Linked DNA regions of Homo sapiens: region 2 is linked to region 1. A link is an interaction called in ENCODE POLR2A ChIA-PET data of the cell type or tissue named here. Cell type or tissue: GM12878. All regions are shown on one strand. Links, peaks and the distances in the headings refer to the core of each region. The heading gives the core; the rest is flanking DNA.

What was found. ChIA-PET counts read pairs that join two places held together with the same protein. Peaks named below come from ENCODE experiments on the same cell type or tissue, not always from the same donor. Only the 100,000 strongest peaks of a DNase experiment are listed, where the experiment ranks them.
Region 2: POLR2A ChIA-PET joins it to region 1 with 5 read pairs; 2 of 35 experiments call an interaction of 5 or more read pairs at or near these places.

Annotation. Positions count from the first base shown.
Region 1 is chr6:96,648,892-96,657,153 of GRCh38, reverse strand. It overlaps the pseudogene RPS7P8, the pseudogene RNU4-70P and the pseudogene TYMSP1. Among named protein-coding and RNA genes, the nearest start is that of FHL5, 90 kb to the right of the region's middle. RefSeq lists enhancers at 4,938-5,027, 6,922-6,981. In GM12878, for the core only: no CTCF peak of the experiment used is centred there; DNase peaks (open chromatin) are centred at 5,109 and 6,978.
Region 2 is chr6:96,738,972-96,747,233 of GRCh38, reverse strand. No RefSeq gene overlaps it. Among named protein-coding and RNA genes, the nearest start is that of GPR63, 94 kb to the left of the region's middle. In GM12878, for the core only: no CTCF peak of the experiment used is centred there; no DNase peak of the experiment used is centred there.

The DNA.
Region 1 (8,262 bases), core at 2,010-7,009:
ATCCACCCTCAGCATTTTCTCTCTGAAGATCTGCCCAAATTATGGTGGTTTACTCGATAATTCGGTCTCTCTCAGTAGGAGTGGCATTTTTGGGACTGCATCTAGTTGGTCACTTTGTGTTCAATTTGAAGAATGTTTAGGACATATTTTGCTGGACAGCTCTTCAAAGCACACTGCTGAGCACTTCTACTGGGCCCATTTTGAGACTGAAATTGTAGAGCTTTTGTGAAAATAAATGTGAGCTAAAAGCTTGAATAGACATTCTCATTTCAATATTTGTCATTTAAAGTATCCTTCATTATTATCAATATAAAGTGAAAATGCCATACCCACAGTCGTGCTGCCAATCATTTTCTCTACTGAGCTAAAGACTCACAGAAATGGGATTTTTATAGTAGCCTCCAGAGACACTGAAGTTACAGTGCTATCTGCAACCCAAATAGGAATGTATCTACCACTGGCAAAATGAATTAGTATGACTAAAACTCAAATGAATCCCATTTCTACCCCCTGCTCTCTTCCAGAGTACTTATCTTATTTTATTGTTATTGCTTTATAAATTTCCTGCCTTTGACATTGTAAGCTAAGCAAGGGAACAGTCTATATATACATTATTTTACATTGTTTTCACAGTATTTAGTACAATGTCTGGTTCATGGTAAACTATTAATCAGTATTTGTTGAATGTGTGTGTGTGTGAATAATAAAATGAATCATACCATGATCTCAGTTGCTAAAACAATGCACTATTAAATGGAGGGCAAAAATTTTACACTAGAGAACTAAAGCCCATAATATGAATAATCAAATGATCCACTTTCAAACAATGGTGAATGACTGAGCAAGCAATATTTAACCTATTGGGAAATTTTAAAGTTTAGTAATTAATTAATCATCCTTCAAAAAGCACTTATTGAACACCTATTATGTACTAGTTCCTGGGATAAGCTCTAGGATAGTAGTTTCTAACAGAAGCAGTACTCAACTCCCACTCCCATCCCCAGTTGTGTTTTGCAATTTATTTGATTTTTCTTTTTGCTGTCTATCATGATATTTGGTGGCCAGGAGCCAAACATTCTAGATATCTTACAATTTGTAGGATAGTCCTTCACAATGAAGAACTATTCCAAGTTCCACAGGATTTTGAAATATTTTGCAAGACATTTAAGTGCCATATTTCACTCAATGTAAGATACCATTGATTTTAAGATGTACTATAATTGTATATATAACTGAGAAGGAGGAACACTGCAAATTATACTCTGACACAATTCCTTCAGTATAGTTCTGCACAACACACACATCAGTCTCAACAGCTCTTGCTCTTCTGAAATTTCTTTTAACTACTCTGAGCAACCTACAAATACTCCTCCTTTTTGTTACTCAGATGGATCTACAAATTCTTCTGCCTTCTGTTGCAGTGAATGGCATACAATAGTTAATCTTTGCATATATTTCATTATGAAAATGTAAGACATTTATTCATGGTGTCTTCTTTTTTTAATTAAAAAAATGTGCTCTGCCAGGTGTGGTGGCTCATGCCTGTAATCCCAGCACTTTGGGAGGCCAAGCTGGGTGGATCACAAGGTCAGGAGATCGAGACCATCCTGGCTAACACTGTGAAACCCTGTCTCCACTAAAAATACAAAAAAAAATTAGCCAGTCGTGGTGGCGGGTGCCTATAGTCCCAGCTACTCGGGAGGCTGAAGCAGGAGGATGGCGTGAACCCGGGAGGTGGAGCTTGCAGTGAGCTGAGATTGTGCCACTGCACTCCAGCCTCGGTGACAGAGCAAGACTCCATCTCAAAAAAAAAAAAAAAAAAAAAAAAAAAAAAAAAAAAAAAAAAAAAAAAAAAAAAAATGTGCTCTAGCAGTTCGAGGTTCCTCTGGGAAAAAATATTGAATGATAGTTATTCTTCCAATGACAAATACTTTGTAATTTCAAAATGATGTCCACTTTCCTGCTTCCACGCTTGTGAATAATTATTTGTATTGATGCTGCTTCATAATATAATCTCTTTAAATGACATTTTATATAGCAATTAAACTCAACACATGTAATACCTGCAAAGCAGATAACCCAATTGAAGTGATGAGGATATGAACAACTGATCAAGTTTCCTCATCTTGGCTGCAACCTGATTGAAAGAGACTGTAAGAAGCCATTGACTGTAAGATGAATTTTCTAATTTCAAAAAGATTAAAATGTGTCTAGAGACAATAGATGAAAGATTTGTTTTTGTAGTTATTTGAGTCCAGAGTCCAACTCCATTTAACTCAAATATGCTGATTTTTTTCAAGAATGCAAATATACTACGTAAATTGCGATAAGATTACCCTTTGCTTTGTTCAGTCTCTTTAGGTTTGAGTCTTTTAGGTCACATACCTATAACTGCATTAGGAGCTACTATATTCGACGTGATTCTTCATATAGTTGCAAACATCTGACTAATTTAAGACTTGTCTTCATCAATGATTTAGTCTCATTTATTATACATAATTTTCTTATTGCTCTTATACTATACTGAGGGCATTTTGTTGATTTGAGAACAGAATGCTGATTTATAATATTTATAGAAATATATAAAACATATTTCAAAAGACTATAGCTACATTGTATATTGTGATTGATAGTATTTAAATACTGCTAAAGTGATATTGTTTATACAACACTTGAAATTCACTCACCTTCTTCATACAGATGTAGGTTTGAAATGCATGCATTTTTTAAGGGTATATAAACTTTCAATCTTCTTATCTTTTTCATACTGCTAGAATTTTTATACATTCTTAATCACATTAATGGTATTGTTTTTCTAAAAAGGTGAGCCTTTTTTACTAAAAGAATTATCCCCAGTGGAAGCTGTTTTTAATGATGCATAGTAACTGATAGGATACTAATGTGGTTTTGACCTAGTTCTTTTTTCATTTGAAGCACAAATAAAAATCTCACCAGGGTAGTCAGACCATCTCCAAAAGACTGATCAAATCCTGAAAATATGCAAAGGCATTTCAGACAAACATTTCTAATTTTAATAGTTAGATGAATGCCATGACCTTTAATCTGAATATCTTCAGCTTTAACATCACTAATTATCTTAACTTTTTTAATGTTCTGAACTTGTAGAAATGTCTAATTAATTTTCAGTGGCTCAATGAGATTTAGGTATATATGAGCATCTTCCAAAATATGTAGAGTCACTTGGCTTCAGGTCTATGATGTGTGGGATCATGTGATGCTAAAAAGCACCAGGGCCCCACGTTTCCTGACCCCTGGTAAAGTTCACTACCCACCATCAAACTGGCAACTGACATGACACCAGAACGATCAAAGGGAGATTTTTTTGACTTCTAAGCACACTTGATGATTCTTTTGTCATTGTGGTTGGTTTTCATTGTGTCAATAACTTTTGGCAGTTGGTCTACTCCTTAACCTGAATAATCAGGATTAATCTCTCTGCATTCTGTCTCCAATGTCTCCACTGATGTCTTACATAAGCTGGTTCCAAATATGCATCTCCTGGTGGGGAACCCGAGACTGCCCAAAAAGATTTTGAGATCCATTGGCATTCCAGATTTTTACTCCCTTGGAGGCAATTACTTAGCATCTGTGGATAAATCGTATATATAACATAGTACCACAGTAACTCCTCCAAACACCTCTGCAGGATACATGTTTGGTTGCCAGCAAAGAAAACTCTTCTGTTCAAGGCACTGCATGCTGAACATGCACAGGGTGTTAGTGAGTCCTCCTGAAGCCAGGGCAGAATGTGCTTGATCTTCTCTGGGTACTGCAGTTGGCCTCAGAGATGCAGCCCTGGCTTCTGGCCCAAGAAGGTGAATGTCAGGAATCTGTGCTACACTCTTGCTGCAAAAGCCATCAGGCCTCTTGGTATTTGAAGCATGTTTTTATGTAGGATATATTAACTATGGATTTCATTTTAGGAGAGTAAAAGGACTAAATATACTTATAAATAGGAGGGCTTGGTCTGATAAGATTGAGAACCACTGAACATAGATATGCTATTTCGGCTAATAGTTCATTGAAGAGTAGACATAGACAATTGCTGCAAAATGGGAAAAGTGTGGCGATAGCGGTAAGCACACAGTGCTATAAAAGCACACAGGAGGGCACTTAGGATGGATTGGGGAAGGGCCGGGCAGGGCTCCCTAAGGGAGGTGATTTTTGAGCTGACCTATAGAAAGATTTGGAGTTATCTAGGTAAATGAGGGTTATTCTAGTTAGATGAAAAATGCCTTGGTGGTGTGAGATGACATAGCATTTATAAAGATCTACAAATGGATGAAGTAGTTGAATCAAGGGAAACAGTAGTGTTTTGATTGGATAAGATGCCAGGTTGTTCACAGGCAATTATTGCTCCTGCCTCCTGAGACTCCATTAAAATGAAATAAATCATTTCCCCTTTCCTCTGACTCCCATGTACAGTCGGTGTAAATCCACAGAGAAAAAGGGAATGAGAGAGGGGATGTTAGTAGATGAAAGATTGTTATAGTTTGTGAATTTAGGAAGTTCATAGAAGCAGAAATGTTATTTAAAATATTTAAAAATAAGTACGATGCAGGGCCCAAGCAATCAGAAAGAACTGCCTGTTGTCGTGCAGAAGAGTTTCCTGGAGACCCTCTGCTGAACCAGTTGTGTGCTGCACAGTCTCTGTCACCCCTTGGCTTATCTAGATGTACTCTTCACTAAGCTTTTAGAGCTGAGAGGACTCCCTTGCTTTTTGACTACCTGATGGTTCAGCTAAAGGAGGCATCAGGGGTATCAGGATCATTATTCTATTGGTTCTTTCCCTGCTGAGCCATGGTTTTGTGTGCCTTCTATCCTCTACCTAGGACCACAGTTTCTGTAGGGTAATCCATTCTATAGCTATAGCTTTGCTTAGCTGCACCAACAGTTTCCTTTCTTGCCTCTTCAGGCTTAGAGGAGGTAATAGCTTTCTAATCTTGATGATTCTGGTGTCTTGTCCCATCCCTTGTTTGTTGGTTTCCCTTAACCCTCTTCATGCTGCTGTAAATGCTCTCTTCATTAAATCCTTCAATGCTCCCATTTTCTGTGCACCATCTGCTTCCTGTGAAGAGTCGTGTGGGTGCATGTGAAAAGGGGGTTTCCCAGGGAGAGGATGTGGTGGGGGGTGTGTGTGTGAGGGATTCTGGAGAGGTAGCTAATAACCAAGAAGGACAATAGTATTTCTGTTTCATGAACTGTCATGGCTAACCTGGTGAATGTCAGTTAGATATCAGTTCTGGATAGGATAAAAACTATGTACTTATCAGTGTAGAAGCTTATACAGAAGAAGAAGGGCTTTTTTTTTGGTCCCCCCAAATGCACAAAGGGTCAGGATGGTATATATTTCAGAATATAGGAAGTAAAGTCCAGAACTAAAAATGGTACAAACAAAGGAATGGCTTACACATCTGAATATGGAACTGGAATCTCAGCTCTTATTTCTATCCAATAACTAGTTGAACCAATAACTAGATTTGTAGCTTTCAGACAAAAGATTGTAGGTTCTTTTTCTATAGGAATTAAATAGTGAATACTTGAAATTAAGGGAAAATTTAGTAATATTGATTGAAGAGCTGCACTCAAGGATGGTTGATCTCTATTCCTTTGTTCCTATCTGGCCTTTGTTGCACATATTCCAATCAGGAGACAGGAGAACTCTTCTGGAAAATAGAATGGCTTCAGGGAAAATTCTTCACATATTGATGTTTAGAAATCGCCAGTGAAAATGTGGTTCCCACTGGGTCAATCCATAGTGAAACATGTGAATTGACATACTTCATCCATATTAGAAAGCTGCCTGTTAGCTTTTTAAGCTTTCATTTTTAGTATGTACTCAAACCAAAGATCTCTTGGCATAAAAGTAAAGCTAAAGACAAACAAATAAAATAAACATACAGAGAAAGTGCCCACAGCAAAAAAATGCATAAATCAGAATTAACCTCTCCCAAATAAAAATTTCACAGCTCCAACTAAAACTTTAAGGTTTGTGAGAACATGCTGTAACTATTAAAAAGTCCCAGAAAACAACTTTAAAAATTAACATACAGGTAAATTAAAAAATCAGGTGGCTAGAATTATAAAAAAGAAGGTTTGGAACATAAAGTCAAGAAAATTTCTCAAAATACAATAAAAACAGAGGTGGAGGCCAGGCATGGTGGCTCACACCTGTAATCCTAGCACTTTGGGAGGCTACGGCGGGCGGATCACCTGAGGTCAGGAGTTTGAGACTAGCCTGGCCAACATGATGAAACCCCATTTCTTCTTAAAAAAAAAAATTAGTTGGTTGTGGTAGTGCACACCTGCAGTGCCAGCTACTCGGGAGGCTGAGGCATGAGAATCATGGAGGTGGAGGTGGAGGTTGCAGTGAGCCGAGATCACACCACAGCACTCCAGCCTGGGTGAAAGAGCGAGACTCTGTCTCAATTAAAAGACAAAAAACAAACAAAAAACAGAGGTAGAAGGCTGGGCGCTGTGGCTCACACTTGTAATCCCAGCACTTTGGGAGGCCGAGGCAGGCGGATCATGAGGTCAAGAGATCAAGACCATCCTGGCTAACATGGTGAAACCCCCACTCTACTAAAAATACAAAAAATTATTCAGGCGTGGTGGCATGTGCCTGTAGTCCCAGCTACTTGGGAGGCTGAGGCAGGAGAATCACTTGAACCTGGGAGGCAGAGGTTGCAGTGAACTGAGATCATGCCACTGCATGCCAGCCTGGCAACAGAGTGAGACTCTGTCTCAAAAAAGGAAAAATGAATAAATAAAACAGAGGTGGAAAATATTAGAAAAAAGAAGATACTTAGAAGATAAATATAGGAAGTTCCACATCTGACTAAGCTCCAAAAAGAAAGAAAAAATAATGAAAATGGAAGAAAGGAAATGATAAAAATGAAATACAGTAAAATATCTTAGAATTGAAGTATATTAATATCCAGATGTAGAAGCCTTACCAAGTCGCCAGTGCCAAGAATGGAAACGACCCACACGAGGACACTTCATAGTGAAACTGCAGAGCACAGACATAAAGTAAATTTCAGAACACAGATATAAATACCTTCTGAGTGTTAGAAAAAAAAGACACATGTAAAGGACTAGGAATCAGAATAGTACCAGACATCTCAAAGAAAGTCTAGGAACAATGACAGAGTAGAAGATGGTTTTCAAAATTCTAAGGAAAAGCTCACTCTATCTATCTATCTATCTATCTATCTATCTATCTATCTATCTATTCCTCCATCCATCCCTCTCTCTCTATATTAATCCATCCATCAATCCATTTCATTATCTATGTATGTATGTATGTATATCTATCTATCTATCTATCATCTATCCATCCAGCCACCCTCTGTCTGTCTGTCTGTCTGTCTATTGGTCTATCATCTATCATCTATCTATCTTTATGTATCTTACTGAGAACTTGATACTTAACAATGAAAAGAACAGATGAAGACCTCCTCATGGAACCTTTGTTAAGCGATTAATGGAGGGTGTGTTCCAGCAAAATACGGGAATAAATCAAGTAAGAGGAAAGCATAAGCTTTGCACAGTGGGAGTATGGTAGCCAGTGAGGTTTATTCCAGGTGCAATTATTGCTAATTGATAACGTTTCCCAATATCCCACCATGACAACTTGAAACATAGTCGGTATTGGCAATTTTTGACAGTCTCTAGTGACCAAGATTTAAAAAAAGACAAAGAAAGAGGCAAACATAGAATCTAGGGAAGCATGTCTCTAACAAAGGAGAGTAGCAAAAGAAGTGCCTGGCTGAAAACCATTCAGAGGGCCTAGAGAGCAACCATCCTTGTTCAGAGCAGGAGAATGAAGGCCCCCATGATGCAGAGCTCCATCCAGAAAAAAAGTAGACCCAATGGAATAGATGAAATTGTCGGTGGTAACTTAGAGATGAAGGAAAGTATTAACAACATTTAAATGAAAATTAGGCAAGCAAAAAAATAAGAATTTTTAAAAAGGTGACACAATAGTGAACAAAAAGCTCTACAAAAAATAATGTATCGATCCTCTTCCTAAGCTGGCGCTCAGCAAGGAAAAGGCCATATTCAGTTCCAGCGCCAAGATCATGAAGCCCAATGACGAGAAGCCGGACGAGCTCAAGCCCAGCATCTCCCAGGCTCTTCTGCAGCTGGAGATGAGCTCAGACCTCAAGGCTCAGCTCAGGGAGCTGAATATTACGGCAGCCAAAGAAACTGAAGTTGGTAGTGGTCGGAAAGCTATCA
Region 2 (8,262 bases), core at 1,946-6,945, 90 kb before region 1:
TTTACCCATTTGGATTCCAATGAAGATAAGATAATCACAAACATGAGATGTGTCCAGAACCAAAATAAAAACTAAATTGCTCCATCGGGCTCTAGTGCTTATGCTGTTAAACTTTCCAGTTTTTGGTGCTTCCTATGAAAATGCTGATACTCAGCTATTTCCAAGTGGTAGGGATAGAAATGTTTGTCTAGAATACAATATAATAGCACACTTAAGATAGAATTCCACCAGAATATATATTCTTTATAGGCAAGAACTTTATTTACTGTTGTATTCCCAGTGCCTGGACCCTTAATAAATACTTGTTGAATGAATAAATGACTCTCAAGAGAATGGAATTTGCATTCAAACAGACCATGTATTAGTCCAGTTTCTCCAGATAAATAGAACTAATGGGATATGTACTGTACATCTATCTAGAGAGAGATTTAATGTAAGATATATGCTCATATAATTATGAAGGTGCAGAAGTCCCACAATCTATCATCTGCAAAGCTGGAGACCTAGGAAAGCCAGTGGTGTAGTTCCAGTCTGAGTCTGAAGGTCTGAGAACCAGAGGAAGTCAGTAGTATAAATCCCAGTCAAAGGGCAAGAGAAGACTGATGTCTCAGCTCAACAAGGCAAGCGGGAAGCAATAAGGGGGTAAATCCTTCTTGTACCTCTTTTTTCTGTTCAGGCCCTCAGTGGATTGGGTGATGCCTACCTACACTGGAGAGGACAATCTTCTTTACTGAGTCCACTGATTCAAACCTTATCTGGAAACACCCTCATAGACACTCCCCAAAATAATATTCAACCTAGCACCCCATGGCTGATCAATCTCTACCTGATACTCTGTGACTATTCACAAAACTCTATAAAGTCACACTGTCACACTTCGATATTGTGAAGAGACAATGCCAAAGCATCACTGTTTTTTTTTTTTTGCTTTGAGCTGAGTATAGCAAATGGGCATGATTGCATTGGCTATTTAATATGTATCAGATGATGGGAAGTAGGCATGTATTTGATTAAAAATTGAGACAAACTAACATGGCTGAGATTCATGTGTTTTTTATAGTAGGGGTAGGCAAAGACATTAATAGAAAAAAATAGAAGAGAAAGAATCATTAGCTTCACTTTGCTAAGTTGCCCCCAATTTCATTTCAGTTAGTAAAATGTATCTCTTGTGAAGTTCAAGGTCTGTTGGTGATAGCCATAGCCACCCATGAGGAGGTTAATCATGACACTTTCTTGTATCACGTGGAAAAAATTCACCAGCTATGTAAACTGCTTCACTGTTTTGAGAATGTCATCTAAAACACTCGTATTTTTATCAAAATTTGTAAAATTGTAGTCTATCTTCTCAACAATTTTTTTTCTGCATTTTTAAAGCCTATTACATTTCCTTTAGAATCTTACTTGATAGAGGTATTCCAAAACCCATGCTAAATTGAGTGCCACCTATTCAGGAATATAGCTTCTACTCTTTCTAAAGAGCAGGCACCCACCCCACCCCACCCACTGCCAATGATAGCAGTAAATCTCCCACCGAAGTCCATGGCTTTATATTTCCCACAGCTCTTGTATTTCTTCAATTCCAGTGGGGAGCCCAGGACGCTCATCATTCTGTGCTACTTGCACTTCGTGCTCTGGATCTCTTTAGGCCTGTAACCCTTGCTTTCCTGAACAGCTTTGCCTTTTGTTTCTCTTGTTTCCACATATGTATCCAATGTCTATTTCTAAACATATTTCTAAACTGAAGCTTATAGTTGGTGCTGTCACCTTAGCTGGCCCTTTAGGGGCCCAGTGAAAATCAGTATGTCCCCTGCTCTGTGCCTATCTCCCCAAACCTGGCCTTTGCTTATATTTCACATTCCCCTGGTTTGGGATAAGCTCCCTTACTTTGATGGCAGTGCTAATATCACTTTCTCCTATCCCCTTTTCTCTGGCTTATAGCTGAGAAACAGGATTATGGAGAAACCAATGCTGGGTCATCAGCAATTTAAAAGCCAGGACACCAAAGCTCGGTATGGGCTGAGTTAGGCTTGCCCCAGTCCCGGAAATGAGTGCCATATCCACATGGAATAAACTGCATGTATTGGAAGTATATAATTTCTGAGTTTTGGCATAGGTATGTACCTATGAAATAGCATTACAATCAAGAACATGAACATCTATATTACCCCTGATGTCCCCTCTTTGGTATTCCACCCTAGACTTTAGAAAACCAAACTAGTGTGACAAAATTTTAAAATGTTGATAAGAACCAGTGTTGGTGAAAGTAACAGGAAATAGTCTGTTTCATCTATTATTAATGAAATAGGAAATTGATATGACTATTTTAGAGAAAAATTTGCAAATATTTGAACAAAGCCTTCAAATTATAATTCCTCTTTGGCCCAGAAATTTAAATAAAGTGCTTAAAAGTGGTATAAGAATTTTTGTCAAAGTGTTTCTTGTAATATTAATAGCAAAAAAAGAAACATAGAAACTAAATGTATGTTAAAAATGGAACAGTTAAATAAATAAGGAAAATATATACATTGAAATATATATATGCATTAAAGAAGATAGATTATATGTACAGATTCCAAAGTATTTTAATAAGTAAAAGGAGCAAGATGAATGACATTGTTTAAAAACGATTCAGTTTTTGTAAGAAAATCTGTATAGATAGTAAAAAGTGTGGAAGATATAAAAGGAAATATTAGCAGTGTTTTTTTTTAGGTGGAGACATTGAAGTTGATTTCATTTTTATTCCTTTTACATTTCTGTATTGTATGGAAATTTCAAAAATTGAACATTTGTTATTTTATAATCTGAAAAGAGCTAAGGCTATTTTTATTTGGAATGAGATAAAAATCTTGATAGCCAGCCTAGAGATTTTAGAGAACCATGACAATCTGTGAACTATTATTTTAGCGTATTTGCATGGGCCTGTATTGCCTGTAACTTCATTGCTTTATAGTTCTATTAGTGGGTAATACAGTGTTGGTGGATTATTTTGTTCCTCAAGACACTTAGATCTGATTACAAATTTACGACGATGCAGCTATAGCAAGCAGCCCATTCAGACTAGGCAATTACACAATTAAAATGATTAGTTGCAATTATACCTATATTTTCAATTTAAGGATTAATCTCCATGTGATGTATAGTGTCAACATATATTAATATTTAACTTCAAAAAGCTCAGCTAAAGAACCTCCTGATTACCATTATCTGCCACTTACCATATATTTACAGTATCTAAGCATACTTACTTTGCCTAACTTCCAGTCAATGAATTAAATACATTTTAATGGAATTTACTGTTATTCTAAATGGAAAAAAGAAAAGCATTCTGCTTTCATCAATTATCTTCTGTGGGAAATATATATTTTATTTAATAAAGTGCTGAAATATACCAATTATATATCTATGAGCTGAACTATTAAAAAATAGCCACTAAGATGTTTTCATGATTTAAAAATGCAGGGATTTATTCATATGTCCTTTCATCTTTCTCTGTCTCATCTCGCTCAGTCACCTAACTGGAATGCAGTGGTGCGATCATAGCTCACTGCAGCATTGAATTCCTGGGCACAAGTGATCCTCCCGCCTCAGCCTCCTGAGTAGCTAGGACTACAGGTGGGGGCCATCAGGTTCAGCTAATTTTAAAATTTAATAGTAGAGATGGGGTCTTGTGATGTTGCCCAGGCTAGTCGTGAATTCCTGGCCTCAAATGATCCTCCCTCTTCAGCCTTCCAAAGTGTTGAGATTACAAAGGTAAAATTTCACCTTGATTTCAAAAAAGATTTCTCAGTAGAAAATTGTGGCCAGGCATGGTGGCTCACACCTGTAAAACCAGCACTTTGGGAGGCCAAGAGTGGATCACTTAAGGCCAGGAGTTCGAAACCAGCCAGGATAACATGACAAAACCCCATCTTTATTAAAAATACAAAATTTAGCTTGGCATGGTTCACATATCTGTAATCTCAGCTACTCAGGAGGCCGAGGTGGGAGAATCCCTTGAACCTGAGAGGTTGAGGCTGCAAGTGAGTCGAGATTGTGCCACTGTACTCCAGCCTGGATGACACAGCAAGAGTGTCTCAAAAAAAAAAAAAAAAAAAAAAAAAAAAAAAGAATTGTACTCGCCTATGTGGATTTTTTGGAGACTGTCATTAGGTGACCCCTTTGAGGTGGACAACAGAAGATGTACTGTAGGAACATATAATTTACCTTTAAACAGGTGTGTTCAGAAAGAGTAGCCATGATCCAGTCCCTAATAAGAGAGCAGTCATAGATAAGAAGTGTCCTGAGCAGGCAGCAGCTTCAGTGCGGTCAATTATTACAGCAGATGTCAAAGCATTCGCATAATTGCATTACAGTGTGACACTGGGAAACATCAATCACTGCCGGTAGGTAACATCATGATTTCTCTCTACATCTGTTAATTACTCAGTGAGCTCCTTTTGAAGGAAAAGTGCAGCCATTTTGGTCAACTAATTTTCTAAACGTTTTTATCAATCAAATCTTGTTCATGAAACAAAAGAACATTTTATCTGACATCATTAAGGAAATGAGGTATCATGAATACAAGTATTTTCCAGATAATGAAAATTTTCTGCTTTGAAGCTCAACTATTTTACATTGAAATATTTCTAAGATATAGCTCAGACCTCCTTACTTTTGTAAAAACATATTTAGAGAATTGGATTTTTTTTTTTTTTACTTGGAGGTCACTACTATTTTTATTTATTTGAGACAGGATCTTGCTTTGTTGCCCAGGCTGCAGTGCAGTGGTGTCAACATGGCTCACTGCATTCTCAACCTCCTGGGCTCAAGTGATCCTCCTGTCTCAGCCTCCTGAGTAGCTGGGACTACAGGTGCACACCACCATGCCCTGCTAATTTTTGTATTTTTTGTAGAGATGAGGTTTTGCTACGCTGCCCAGGCTGGTCCCCAACTCATGAGCTCAAGCGATCCACCCACCTCAGCCTCCTAAAGCGCTAGTATTACAGGCATGAGCAACCACATTCAGTCAAGGTCACTGCTTTAAATCAATATTATATGGTACCTTTAGGATATTACACATATACGTAGTAATTCCCACCCATCTTTTGGGTCTCAGTTTAAACTTTCCTACATCTGTAAACATTCCTTAACACCCCAAATGTGGGTTTCAAGCAACATCCATAACTTCCTGTACTTCTGTCTTTATAATTTATTCTCCTTGATTATAATCATCTGCATATTTGTGTGATTTTTCCTAGCACATTATGATTTCCATTACGGCAAAGATCTTCTCAGTCTTGTTTACATGGAACAGTAACTGGCATAAAATAGGCAATAATTAAATGTAGGTCTGAATTTTATTCTACCACATTTGGTATAAAAATGTCACATATTACTATTTTTAAGAATAATAACTCTGAGTTGAGTTACTTTTTTCCCATTCCTAGTTCATAAGAAATTCAATCTGTGTCATGTATGAAAAGTTTCCTCCCTTTATCTAGGGTTATCCAATGATAGTGAGACTCTTAAATTATACAAAACAATTGGGAAAGAGCACAACGGTCTCAAGCCTTCACTGGTCACCTTTGATACGCACATTTTCCAAGCTCACAAAATCCTTCAAAGGCATGAGTGTCCACTGCTCCCACTGGACATGAGCTCTTATGTGAAACTGCACGCCCAACCTCTCTAGTGTACTATACATCACCCCCACCCCCAGTTCTTTCACCTTCTTGTAGAAAGTAAAATTCTAAATAAGCCTCTTGCCAGTCTCACAATTTAGGAATGTTCCCTCAAGTACCTGAAAGCCAGATGGCTGAAATGTAATGATGGAGGAAGATAATGCCATATCTCCCATCTCCAGGAGATTGTAAGTGTAATTTCAGCTGTCACTTGACTTCAAAGTCATAAAGATATGAGAAAATCAGCAATTTTATCTTGGAAACATAAGTGTAATGGGCTATACATAAAAGAGGAAGATTTATAATCTGTATAAAAGAGGAAGATTTCCTTCTGTCTTTACAATGTCTTTAATCAATTGCTTGTGATGAGCATTATTACATTCTAGTTCAAAGTTCTTTAATAATAAAATTGTTCTCTTTTCCTTCTATAATACCTTTAGAAAAAGGTTTTCTGAGTTTGGAGGGGATTTTTTTCTTCCCTTGGAACACTCTACAGACTCTGATTCCAACTACCTGTGGGACACTCCAACAACGAATCCTTTCCACAGTCTTTTAGTAAATGAGTATACTACCCTCCTTTCTATTGGCAATTGCCAACTGATGAGTTTTGCCATGCAGCATAAAAACCCCAAGGCAAAAGAACATGGCAAGAACCTGAATGGGAAGTGATGAAGATGTGACTTTGAGGATAAAACTGAAATCTATATGCTGGTTAGGAAGCCGCCGAAAAAAATTAGAACTTGTACTGAGAATTACTTTTTTTTTTTTTAATTACTCTTAGTGTATTGTGTTCTCATTCTTCCATTGCTCCTGTCCTAACACTGAAGCATGCTCTAAAAACCTCTTCAGACATTCCTTGATGTCCTGAACAAACCTGATTCCTAGAGACAGACTGTTGTAGGCACAGTCTAATTGCCTAGACTAATTGCCTCTTTAATCTTTGGTTTTAAAAGATTTAACTTAATTGTATCTTTAACTTAGGCATTTTTCATTATAATACAGGCTCCTATACCTTTGTTTGCTTAGTTTTCAATTAAAGCCTTCCATGGTGTCTGTAGAGCGAGAGGGTTAGAAATCTAGAGCTGTGGTTGGAGCCTATGTAATTTACAAATACAGTTGAGTTAGGACCACATGGTAGGAGGAGGTTCACTCTTGAGTCTCTGGACAGGCAATATGACTCCAAGATTCGTTTTGCGGCATTACCTGCACAGACTAGCATTAATAATTGAAAACCAAAGCCACTGAGAATTACTTTTAAGGACAAATAAAAATGGAAAATAAGGCCGGGCACGGTGGCTCACACCTATAATCCCAGCACTTTGGGAGGCTGAGTGGGGGTGGATCACTTGAGGCCAGGAGTTTGAGACCAGCCTGGGCAACATGGTGAAACTCCATCTCTACTAAAAATACAAAAAATTAGCCAGGCCTAGTGGTGCATGACCTGTAATCCTGGCTACTCAGGAAGCTGAGGCAGGAGAATCCCTCGAACCCGGGAGGTGGAGGTAGCAATGAGCCAAGATCGTGCCACTGCACTCCAGCCTGGGTGACAGAGCGAGACTCCTTATCAAAAGAAAAAAAAGAAAAATAAGAGGCTTAATTTTCCCTGTTGAAAATAAGGAAAACTCCCCAACCCTACTTTTTTTTTAAAGAGCAATTACTTTGGAAAACTTGTACTAAGTGCTTTCTCCTCTCTTTGAAATGTGTAGATACTCTTTTGAAAACTAGATAGATCTTTTGTCAGCTTTGTGACCCAGTGAAGTCTTTCTCAAGAACCTGGGAGCCATCTCTTTGAAATGTAATAATCAAGGAAGATAGTACCTCTTATTTCCCAGTATCTGTGGGAATGTAGGAGCCTAGCTTTGGTGGGCACCTCACTACAAATTGCAAAACTACCTCCTGTTATAAAGATATGAGAAGTTTGTTTCTTTTCTGGATAAAGCCAATTAACTAAGACAATGCAGGAAGGTTTTCAGGCATCTCTTCCACCAGAAGGTCTACAATAAAAACACAGTGACAACACTTAATTATAACGTGTACGGTGACAGTGGTTGCTTGGTACAATATCCTCATTTTATAGGTCAGGTAACTGAGGCTTGGATACTTTATGATTTGCTGTGTTGAAAGTTACCCAGACTTAGAGAGGAAGTTCTAACATATTTGTTTTATTTTATTGTATTACAAATAGATGTGGCAAAGAGAAAATATGAAATATAGAAATAAAATGTAGTACAAAGAACATGGAATTCCAGGTTTCTCTCTAAGTTTGAATTCTTTATATGTGATCTTTGCCTTTAATATTGTAAGTAAAACTTTTATTGATGTCAGGTCTGCAAACAATATCCTTGTTGATATAAAGGAATTTTTATTGAAATCCCATATCTAAGAATAAATTTAAGTATACCTTGCTCTGTTTTTTAATACACTTATACACTGGTTTTAAAGGAGTCTTGCTTTGTAGGCCCATGCTATTGAGCTATTTTTATGTGAAATTACCAGGTTTATAAGCAGAAGTATATTGAGGCAATAAAAAGGAGCGTAGGGAAAACTGGCAACATACAGCCTTTGTGGGTGTTTACATTTTAAAACAGATGGAAAACTAAAT